Regions from separate parts of the Mus musculus genome. Here region 2 is linked to region 1. The links are chromatin loops, found by intact Hi-C in ENCODE. Cell type or tissue: left cerebral cortex. All regions are shown on one strand. Links, peaks and the distances in the headings refer to the core of each region. The heading gives the core; the rest is flanking DNA.

What was found. A loop is a pair of places that touch in the nucleus more often than their neighbours do. Peaks named below come from ENCODE experiments on the same cell type or tissue, not always from the same donor. Only the 100,000 strongest peaks of a DNase experiment are listed, where the experiment ranks them.
Region 2: a loop joins it to region 1, with 2.3 times the contacts of the local background. A loop is called at or near these places in 1 of 42 quality-filtered maps.

Annotation. Positions count from the first base shown.
Region 1 is chr11:119,049,412-119,055,183 of GRCm38, forward strand. No RefSeq gene overlaps it. Among named protein-coding and RNA genes, the nearest start is that of Cbx8, 11 kb to the left of the region's middle. In left cerebral cortex, for the core only: CTCF peaks have their summits at 2,653, 3,930 and 5,301 (motif pointing left); DNase peaks (open chromatin) are centred at 2,678, 3,436, 4,041, 4,543 and 1 more place; H3K4me3 peaks cover 1,092 bases; H3K27ac peaks cover 260 bases.
Region 2 is chr11:119,265,592-119,270,965 of GRCm38, forward strand. It overlaps Gaa (glucosidase, alpha, acid), which reads left to right and starts at 2,372. Exons shown (of 20, transcript NM_008064.4): 1 at 2,372-2,631; 2 at 4,497-5,087. The coding sequence starts at 4,542. In left cerebral cortex, for the core only: a CTCF peak has its summit at 2,342 (motif pointing right); DNase peaks (open chromatin) are centred at 1,826, 2,359 and 3,370; H3K4me3 peaks cover 1,480 bases; H3K27ac peaks cover 1,855 bases.

The DNA of each region.
Region 1 (5,772 bases), core at 439-5,438:
AGGACATGAGGCCCGTGGGGAGGATGAGCCTTTTGAGTGGCAGAAGGGACCGTGCAAAGGTCATATGCAGAGCAAGTAAGCCCAAGGAAAAAAATGGGGCTGCCAACCTGGTATCTGACAGCTTAGGACATCTTTGTGGTGACGTCTTGATGCCTGCTTGGCTGGCAAAGCCCTAGCTTAGGTATGGTGGGGTAGAGGAGAGAGAGAGGGAGGGAGGAGGAGAGAGAGAGAGAGAGAGAGATTACTAAGGCACATTACCACAGTTTCCTTGAGAGTAGCAGTATCCTTGGGGAAGTAAAACTCCAAGCTACCACCAAGTCTTGACCTACCCAGAAAAGTGCTGAGTGAACTAGATGGTCTACAGGATTTCAGCTTCAGTGTCTCCACATTGTAGAGGAAACTACGCAGAATTAGCAGCAGAGTTGGGAGACAGAAGAGTTTTGCAGGGCACCAGAAACTTCTCTCGGGGTGCAGGACCACATCAGCACACAACCTAGTTCTCTTAGCTGAATGTTCCTAGAGCTTCCAGAACTATCTTCCCTACCTCTATCAAGCTGAGCCCAAGGACTGACCCTGTCCTTGTCTGTGGGTGCTGCCCAACCTGGAAGGACCAGGGCAAGGGGTTTGTTTGCCCCTGAAAAGGAGCTAACTCAGACCCCAGTCCAAGGAAAAGAAAGAGCACTGCACCTGGGAAGTGGGGAGACCAAAGATTGATCCACTGAAGGGTACTGTGGGGCTAGGGGCTAGAAGGCATCAACACCAGTTCTCTCTGCAGGTCCCAAAGAAGGCAGTTGGGTTGGTATGCTTTCTTTTTAGCAGCCGAGGACTGTTAAAAACAAATCCCGGAGTCCTGTCAGGAGAAAAGTTTGTGCTCAACTCTGCTCAAGTTTGGTCTGCAGCCAGCGATGTCCAGCAGAGAAGAAAAACGCATACAAGGGTTGGCAGTGGCTGGATCTGGCTGCCCTTTCAAGGTGCTCTTTCTTGGAAAGAAGGGGCATCCAGTAGCCATGGGGGCTCACAGACAAGCCATGAGATTCCAGGACAAAGAGTGGTAGCTTTGATAACAGAAGTAAAAGACACCAAAGTGTGTGTGTGTGTGTGTGTGTGTGTGTGTGTGTTGTGGAGGTGGGGAGCAAGACGAAGCCACTTCCTCTACCCCTGTCAGTGTGTCACTGAGATCTCTCTGAGTCTGTAAGTCAACCTGCTAGCCCGAGAACTCTCCCAGAGTACTCTCTGCAGATTAGGGGCCCCTCCTAATTGTGGGGTTCAAAGCTCAACAGGATCCAGGAAGCTCTTAGGTTCACTGGGTCAAGTTCCCACCTCTAAGACCAGCAGACTCTTTCCCACTGCTGCTGGGATGGGCCTCCTCCACATCTGGATATAAGTGCTTTGAATCACAGGAACTCTGGACCTTTCATGCACACACCTGTACGTTCCAAAGCTGAGCCAAAGGGTCCCAAGCTCGGAGTCCTAAAACAACAAGGTTGCTGCTACCTCTCAGACACTCCTTTCGTTGGGGTGTTGCTCCAACGATCTGGGAAACTCATGTCTGGACTTTTGGGGGGACCAGCAGGGAGAAGTGGGGCACAGGTAGGAGAGGAGGCGATTATAGAAGGGCAGGTTAGCGCTGAAGCTGATATCCATCAACACATTAGCCAGGGGAGCCTCTGGGGAGTGCTGGGTTCCAGTGCCCACACATTTTTATTCCTCAAACCTGGCATGCAGCCTGCCTAAGAGGGTGTGCCAGAGTGGGTGTCTGTAGCTCCCATCCCTGGAATGAGGGCTGCACCATCATAAGCTCTGTACTTAATGCATCTTGGGCTTTTATTCCTCACCCTGCCACCCTTTGATTGGAGCTTGTTAACCCTGTTAAAAAGGAGAGACGCAGAGAGGCCAGCACCTCACTGATGATATTAAGCTGAGGGGCAGGCTTGACTTGAATTTGACCCCCTAGAAGTGAAGGGAGGGGCTCAAGGTGGCTCTCACAGGTATAGACCGGGGCATAGAAGGATTTCCTACTAATGGGCTCCTCTCCAGGGCTGCTGAGAGAGTGACTGGCTAGGAACTGTGGTAGAAGCCACCTCCAGTCCCTAAGCTGAAGGCTTAGGTGGGCCATTGTGTCATATTGACCAAGCCTGGGCTGCTCTGGGCTGCTCAGGTTTGCTCTGCCCCTGGCTTGCTATGGTGTTTTGAAGATATCCCTTGGTCCTGATCAAAGTTTCTGCCTAGGAAGTAAGCATTCTGAGCAATCACTCTTGGGGCAGCTTGGTGTCCATGTGCATCAAGAGAGCATTCAGACAGGTTTATTGGTGTTCCAGAATTTCTGAAGAATACATGCTGATGGTTGAACTGCTGAGGCACACAGAACAGCATGCAAAAACTAAACCATGGACACTCCTAGTGGAAATAACAATATTCCTGTCCAAGTTATACCAGGTACAAGCTTTACTCTCCAAAATGCAATGGTGCCCTTTGGTGCCTAGCCAAGAGCTACCAAAGGGCTCGGGAGGCAGGAGGAAGGGTCCAGTAGGGAGTTCTGGTGGCCAGACCACCTGCTCAAAAAGGACAACTCAGAGAGATAGATCCTCACTCTGGCTCCGCGAGACTGGCGGCTAGCTTCAAGTCGGACTAATTCCAGGTACGTGCTATAGGTGGCATCCTGCTACTGGAAATGGCCTCTGTGGAGGGGGAGGCTGTCTCTGAGGCATCTCCAGGCACGAGGGGAGCTCCAACTAGGCTCAGACAAAACTGCACAGAGAGGGGAACCTGCAGGGCTTCTAGGATGTGCACCGGGGGACCACATTCTCAGAACCAGTACTAGTCTCCTGCAGAGACTTTTCTCAGACCACCAGCCGGTGGGGACTGGAGAGCTGGAACATTCCAGGAGTGTCTCCTGTGAGCAGTGGGAAGGAGGGAAAGACCTCAGTCTGCACTCAGTGGGGGTGCTGGGTGAGCTACCTAGATCTGTATCACCATATAACACCCTCGAGCTTGCACGGACTGGGGGTCAGGGGACTGAGCTAACTCTGCCCAACTAGACGTCCTTCTGGCTCAACACCGTTGTTTTGGACATCCTGGCTCAGGATTCACACCCTCTCCTCAGATTTCTTCCGGCTTGAGTGGAGAGAACAAGAACGCAAGTTCTTGCTGGAGCACTGGGGTCAGCAATCAAAGCAGTCTCAGAGGATGACCAGGGTGCGAGCAGGGTTCACCTGAGCCAACTGTCTTTTCATCCCCAACCAGCACTAGTCCCACCCAGGTGGCCTATTCCCTGAACTAGGTTCAAGGGAGACTGGCCTGCCGCAGCAGCAAGCTGTCACTGGGAAGTAGGGCCAGCCCCACAAATGGGAAGGGATGTGATGGCCACACCTCTTACGTCTTCCTTACACACAGCTTGATTGGCTTCAGGCCTTCCCGCCCCCGGGGCTCCAGGCCCTTGGCTCAGCTTCTAGCCTCCTCCTAGTAACAGCCACATGTAGCCCTTGCCCTTGGACCTGGGCCATGGACATCAGATAGGCCCAGAGCCAAGTGTCAGGAAAGGTGGGATCCTGGGACTCATGAAGGAGGGACCAGAAAAATCTCAAAAGACAGCTGGAGGGACTTTGAACCTCCAGAGAACTAGCCCTCCCTATCTCCAGGCATTTGGCGTGGTTTCCTGAGATTCTTAACCCCCACCTTCCACGCCGCACTCGCTTTTCCTTAAGCCCAACACAGATTCGCTCCTTTTCATTTTTTTTTTAAACAAAAGCAATTAGATTTCAATCCTGATTCATTTGCATTTGCACCTCTGAAACCCGGTGGGGGAGGGAAAGCTGGCGGGAAGGAGGAGACGCACAGCTGGCCGAGCTGCCACTAGGCCGGCCACATCTGGCCAAGTGCGGTGTCCACCGCGGACCTCCCGCGGTCAGCGCCGGGAGCCTGCGCACCGCAGCCGCTCGGCGGCGCACTCATCGATCGCCCAGGCCGGGAGCGGAGAACAAGGTATAGCCTGTATTTAGGTTCCAGTCCTTATATGGCGATGCGCACGAGCGCCAGCCGAGCGGCCGCACCATATAAGGACACACGGCAGGCGCCGGGCTGAGCTGGTGCACGCTCATTGGCCGACGCGTCTCTCGGCAACCGGGCTCTCACGAGTGGAAAGGAGCCAGCCGCCCCCGCCCGCTCCCCGCCCCCTCCCATTCTTTCTCCCTTGGCATCCCGGTTTCTCGCCTCGGCACCCCTTTTCCTTGCCTAGCCCCCAGTTTTGCTTGCACCTTCTCCCCATTTTTCCCCTGATCAACCCCCTTCCCCTTCGCCCTCGTTGTCACTTCTTCTCCTGTGTCCAATCGGCCTTTCTTCGCCCCCCCCCCCTTTGCTCACATTCCCACCCCACGAATCCCCCTCCCCAAACCCAGAGAGCAACGGAGATGGGCGGGAAGGCCCGGATGCGGGAGAGGAGCTAGCGTGTGTGTGTGTGTGTGTGTGTGTGTGTGTGTGTGTGTACGCGCGCGCGCGCGTGTATGTGTGTGTCTGCCGCAGTAGCTTCTGCAGCATCAGGTCCACGCATGCACACACGCACCGCGCTCTGGGAGCAGTCCGAGAGCCCCTCTCTCAGACGCTGCCCCCCACCCGTTAATCAGAGCAATTAGCTTCGGAAGAAAAACGCTTGCGGGGCTAGGGGTGTGCAAACCCACAACAGCCAGTGGGTACCACCAAATTAGCATCTCCCAGGGCGTCCCTTCGGGCTGGATTTCTGAATACAATCATGATAATGATAAATCGATGTCTCATTTAAAGGTTACTTTTAAAACCTGAGAATTGTTGCGAGGGAGGGGGCGAGAAGCCCTGGGAATGGGGGAAAATGGGATAAAAGAGAGACTCTCGGATTTACTGGCCGAACGCAGTGGCTCAATGATTGTGGGCTGGAGGTCAGATGCCCAGCGCTGGGCCCACAGTGGGGTGGGAACTGGCAGCGGCAGAAGGTGTCGCTATGTCGCTAATTCTCTAGGGACAAGACACCGGATCACCTCAAACTCAGGCAGAAAAGGGACCTCGATCCAAGGGCGCTTCGCTCCCTCCCCCATTTGCAGGAGCGCGAGCACGCGCACGCACGTACAGGTGTCCGGTTGGCCCCTCCAGGGCGGTCGCTAATGTACCCGCAGGTGTTCTAGACATGCCGAGGTCCCAGAGCTATCCCTTGGGGATCCTATTTCTGTCTTGGGAACAGGAGGAACCTAAAGGTGACAGCTAAAACAATGGGTGCCCTAGCGCCCTGGGGACTTTGCCTATGACCGAGCTCTGTAGGGATGCCCCCTACTGGACATCCTGCTCTAGGAACACCAAGCAGGTGGTGGTTCTAAGGGGAAAAGATGGGCAATGGGGTTGGGGAAAGACAGCCTGCGGGGTCGGGGAAAGACGACCTGCCTGACCTCTTGGTTCGGAACATCATCCCTATTCCATCTTAAATCCTTCAGCCTGGCGGCTCCGGAGGGAAGGTGATGGTGGAAGTGGGCACGGCCAGGGAACCCAAGTGCGAAATTGGGGAGGTCGCTGCCTGCCTGCAGGATCTTAGCTTCGTCCCTCCTTAGCTGCATGGATGTTTTTTTCAGAAGGAAGCTCTGCGGCCCCATCAACGTCGGAGCTAGCTCTGTCCCTCCTAGACCTTGCAGGTGATTTGCTGCTTCAATGCTAAGGAGAGACTTGGGGGTGCTCTTGAGCAGAGGGTTCAGGTCTGCGCCCAGCTTCGGCCCTCTACCGCTGATGAAGGAGGTCTTGGAACCCTGGAAACCTGAG
Region 2 (5,374 bases), core at 375-5,374, 220 kb after region 1:
CAAACAAACAAACAAAAAGATTGATATCTTTTTCTTTTTTTTTTTTCTTTTTTGTTTTTTTGTTTTTTTGAGACAGGGTTTCTCTGTGTAGCCCTGGCTGTCCTGGAACTCACTTTGTAGTCCAGGCTGGCCTCGAACTCAGAAATCTGCCTGCCTTTGCCTCCCCAGTGCTGGGATTAAAGGTGTGTGCCACCACTGCCCAGCAAAAGGTTGATATCTAAAAACAGCCAAGCAGCTGGGGAGACCCCAGCCCCACCCACCCTATTCATCCCTCCACAAACACACACACACACACACACACACACACACACCCTGCTCCAACACAAGAGCTCCACTCACCCGCCTACCCCGCCCTGGACACACCCACCGAAACGTGGCCTTCTCCAGTACTTGCTGTTTAGAAATGAAAGCTAGCCTGGAGAGATGGCTCAGTGGTTAAGGGCACTGATTGCTCTTCCAGGTTCCCTGAGTTCAATTCCCAGCAATCACATGGTGGCTCACAACCATCTGTAATGGAATCTGGTGCCCTCTTCTGACGTGCAGGAAGAACACTGTTCATAGTAAATAAATTTTTTTAAAAAAAGAAAGGAGCGACGGAGGGAGGGAGGGGGGGAGGGAGGATGGAAGGAAGGAAGGAAGGAAGGAAGGAAGGAAGGAAGGAAGGAAGGAAGAAAGGAAGGAAGGAAGGAAGGTGAAAGCAGCAGCTGTTTCAGTAGTGCACCTGTAAGCTCTGGCTGGGCTTGTTTTAGAGTTTTCTGATCGTCTGACAGCCCTAGGGAACTAGGCTCAGCCGCCTGTCTCCAGTACCAATTAAAGAGACAACAGTGAACAGCAGAGAAAGGGGGTTTAGTTGGTGTGGCCACTTTGGGAGGTAAAACAGATGGGAATGGAACAAATTGGGGGCGGGGGTGTGTCCTGGTGTGAGCTCTAACTCTGAATAGGGCAGAAGAGCTGTGTAGCCAAGCATGCTTGGTCACGGGACGCTCCTGTCTGTTAGGAGACCTCTGCAGAGCAGGGGTTTCCCTGTCGGACCCCAGAATAGGCACAAGCCACCAGGAACAAAGGTGAAGAACAGCAGCAAATGACTCGGCAGGTGTAAGGGGGGATGGGCGGGCCCAAGACAGGGTCTCTGTGTACCGTTGGCTATCCTGGAACTCACTCTGTATGTACACCAGGCTGTCCTGAAAATCAGAGCTCCACTTGCTTCTGCCTCACAGTGCTGGGATCAAAGGCGTGTGCTGCCATTGTTGGCTGCTGGTGTCATTTTTAAGAAGAGAGAAGGGGCCGGGCGTGGTGGCGCACGCCTTTAATCCCAGCACCCGGGAGGCAGAGGCAGGCGGATTTCTGAGTTCGAGGCCAGCCTGGTCTACACAGAGAAACCCTGTCTCAAAAAACCACACAAAAAAAAAAAAAAAAAAAAAAGAAGAGAGAAGGGGAGGCCTGTGTTAGGATGGGCTAGCATGCGGTGGTAAGGTTTGGTTTGGTGTATTAATTACATGAACCAAAGGGGGCTTCGGATTGCTGGACTTCAATACTTTAACAGCTGGCCCCTGGCAGTCAGCCTTAGGCGGAGGAAGTGGCCAAATAAGGGAAGAGACCTTGATGGCTAGCTTTAGGAATGTAATCTAATGTTTGTTTGTTTTGTTTTGTTTTGTTTTTCTTTAGCAAGGCAGAGGGAATGGGCACAAGGGAAAGATTGCCAGAGCCAAGCTCAGCACATTCAAGCTGGCCAGAGTCCATCCACCTTCCCTCGCTGGCCAGTCCTCTTGGCTCTCATTATCCTGCCTGCACACACTGTGCTCCGACAAGCTGCCAGAGCTGAGGACACCGTCTTCTCAGGCCTTTCTCCTCTCCCAGCATGGGATGGGGAGGGGGGCGTTGAATTTCTTGGTGTACATTGTTTCAAAAGTTTGACAGCCAGAGGCACAAATGCCCCTCCACCCCCCAGTGGTCCCAGCAGTACAGGAGAGTCAGGGCCTTGCACATGGTAGGCCAGTGCTCTACCCCTATCTACATCCGGCCTGCCAACTTTGGTTTTTGAAACAGAGTTTCACCAGGTGTCGTATGCTGGCCTCAAATTGTCAATCTTTCTTGCTGCTGCTTCCCGAGTGCTGGGATCACATGCCTGCACTACTACCCCGGGCTTCTGGCTCAATGTATGACCTGCATCATACTTATATCAAATGCCCCGGATCATTTACTGTTTCACCATCGTAGGTTTTCTGTGCGATCACGTGTTTGACTCTGACTCCAGGTCTGGGCTGGTTTAATCTACTGGAGCTTTTGCAACGCGATGACGTCCTATGGCTGCCATTCCAACACCTGCGCTCACTGTCGCCCTCAGCCACTAGGGGGCGCAGCGATAACACTCACACGGACTCCGCCGCCTACGCAGGAGGTCGTGTGACGAGGTCCGCGCGGACGAGCCCCGCCCACAGACCACGTGACCCACGCTGCCCGCTGAGCCTGGGGGTCTTCGGCCTGGAGGGTGATTGCGCAGGTGAGCTGGGCGAGCTGGTGAAGGCTGTCTCCGGCCCCAGAGCCTCCGGAGGAGCGGCCTCCTCCAGGCAGGCAGGGCCGACTGTCAGCGAGTTCCTGCTTTGGAGAATCGAGCAGAGACACGCGGCATAGGTGAGACCCCCGACCCAGGCAGCCACGGACGGTGACCTTAGTAAGACAGCAGGCTCCGGTAAAGTCCGGGATTCTAGTTCGTGCCCGCAGTACCAGGCGGGCAAAGCTCTGTGTGTATGTGACGCAGGGGGAAACTGAGGCACAGAGAAACCGAGAACCTTCACTTTGACCTCCCGTGTCTGACAGGTTGGATTTGGACACGCCTGTGCCTGGTGACGCAGCGATCCAGCTGCTTTCCAGAAAGCAAGCTTGAGGTCACCAGGTCAGCCGTGGCCTCTGAGTTCAGTTCCTTCCCATGTTTTTTTCTCTAAATTGTGGCTGAGAGAACGGGCCTCAGCTGCCTGCTCCCAGTTTCTGGGACTTTGTTCTAATGCGTGTGTTTCTGAGTTGCGCCCTGCGGCCTCCTTGGAGGGTCCTGGAAAATGCAGATTCCCACCCTGCCCCGCAGAATTTGAGCCTGCGAGTGTCCTTAGATGCTGAATCATGGTCAGTGTCACTTACGTCTGGAAGGGCCAGGTGGAGCTGGGCCTTACTCGGCAGTAAAGACAAAATGGGTCTCTGGTCTTCGAGCCAGATCCACACACTGGATCTTTCTGTGGCTCATTATGGTGGCTCATTATGGCCGCTGGGCACCTGAAAGACCAAGGCGTGATTGGAGGGTAGGAAACTGCAGCCTACGCAAGCACTCCAACTCCCTCAAGATGCTGGAGAATCACTCACCATGGTAACGGATTTCAGTCATGCCTACGTAACCGAAGGCCCACAGAACTGAACAGAGCTGGCTGTGGTCTCCAATGCCAGAAAGCCCAGCGTGTAGGAGATGGTGGCAGGGACCCAAGCCATCCCTGGCTTCATAGCAAGTTAAGGCAAGCCTGGGCTACTGCAGACCCTGTCTCAACATGGCAGCCACGTGGGTTCAGAGACCATCCCAGTTGATCAACACATTTGAGTGTTGGGAGCCTGGGAGCCACTCCCAACCGTTCTCCACCCATTTCTTCATTCTGGCTGTTCTTGAGTTACAGCTTTCAAAACCAACCAACCAGTAAATATAAGTGAAGTGCTTTTCTGAGTTCTGTGAGATAGTCTAGTGAATTGCCAAACTTGGTGCATGGTGTAGGGGTCCTCGGAACCACCATGGTCTATAGGCAGTCCATCAGAGAGGTATGGCGGCAACCTGGGGCTTACTGGCATCTAGGCGTGGCAGAGCCCCAGCCGGGTCATAGTTAACAACCCCCTCCTGGACTGGAAAACTGGGGAGCCACTAGCCGGAGAAAGTCACAGGAATTGTGGGTAAACACTGCCAACCAGAAGCACCCTGACTCACCAATGGCCACAGTTGGTCCCCAAGTGCTAATCAGTATTCACAGCTGCCTCTTCTGCAGCCGGGCCATCTCCTGAGTGTGTCTGGTGACCCTGAGAACCGTCCTCTGTGCTGAGCCCCACCACATGGAGAAGTCACCCCAGCCTTCTACCCAAGCCCCATTTCCAGAAGGCCCACACTCCTGCAGCTAGTGAACCCTGTGGCCCAGTCCTGGGCTCTTCACTCCCAACTTCCTCCCCTTGGGGTAGGACTTGGGTGTGGTGGCTCTTCCACCTTCCCACTCACCCTTTTCTCTTACACAGAAGGCCCTGCGATAAAGTCCTGGCTCCCTCACATCTGTCTGTACCTGTGTTGTGGGCCCATGTCTGCAGAGACACCCTCTGCCTCTGAGGAGTCTCCCATTGTCTCCTGTACCTGGCTTCTGTCTTCCCTTCCGTTGCTCTGGGGAAGATGCTCTGGCTGCCTCCTTCCACCTCCTGGCAGTGTGTGTGGGTGTTGTGTGAGAAACCCCACCCACACTGATACTGGCTCCTCCTCTCCTCAGGCCTTCAGAAGTATTCATGCTGCCCCGAACCAACAGGCTTTCACCATGAATATACGGAAGCCCCTCTGTTCGAACTCCGTGGTTGGGGCCTGCACCCTTATCTCTCTGACTACAGCGGTCATCCTGGGTCATCTCATGCTTCGGGAGTTAATGCTGCTTCCCCAAGACCTTCATGAGTCCTCTTCAGGACTGTGGAAGACGTACCGACCTCACCACCAGGAAGGTTACAAGCCAGGGCCTCTGCACATCCAGGAGCAGACTGAACAGCCCAAAGAAGCACCCACACAGTGTGATGTGCCCCCCAGCAGCCGCTTTGACTGTGCCCCCGACAAAGGCATCTCACAGGAGCAATGCGAGGCCCGCGGCTGCTGCTATGTCCCAGCAGGGCAGGTGCTGAAGGAGCCGCAGATAGGGCAGCCCTGGTGTTTCTTCCCTCCCAGCTACCCAAGCTACCGTCTAGAGAACCTGAGCTCTACAGAGTCGGGGTACACAGCCACCCTGACCCGTACCAGCCCGACCTTCTTCCCAAAGGATGTGCTGACCTTACAGCTGGAGGTGCTGATGGAGACAGACAGCCGCCTCCACTTCAAGGTGGGTGTGGGCATGGGGGGCCCCTGGATCGAGCTGGGTCAGGCAGATGACTGTCACGAGGGAGGCCTGTGCAGAGACAGGCTAGGCAGAGCAGAGGGACAGGTGTGTGTGGATAGGTACACATTTCCTAAGGATATGTGCGGTATGACTGTGTGTGGACACTTCCTGGGACACCACGTGTGGGCAGAGTGGTGTTAGAGGCTCTAGAAGGCAGGAACAGGCACAGGTGGGAGACAGGCCAGAAGTATGTGTATACCTCATGCACAGGTAAGTTCCACAAGTATAAA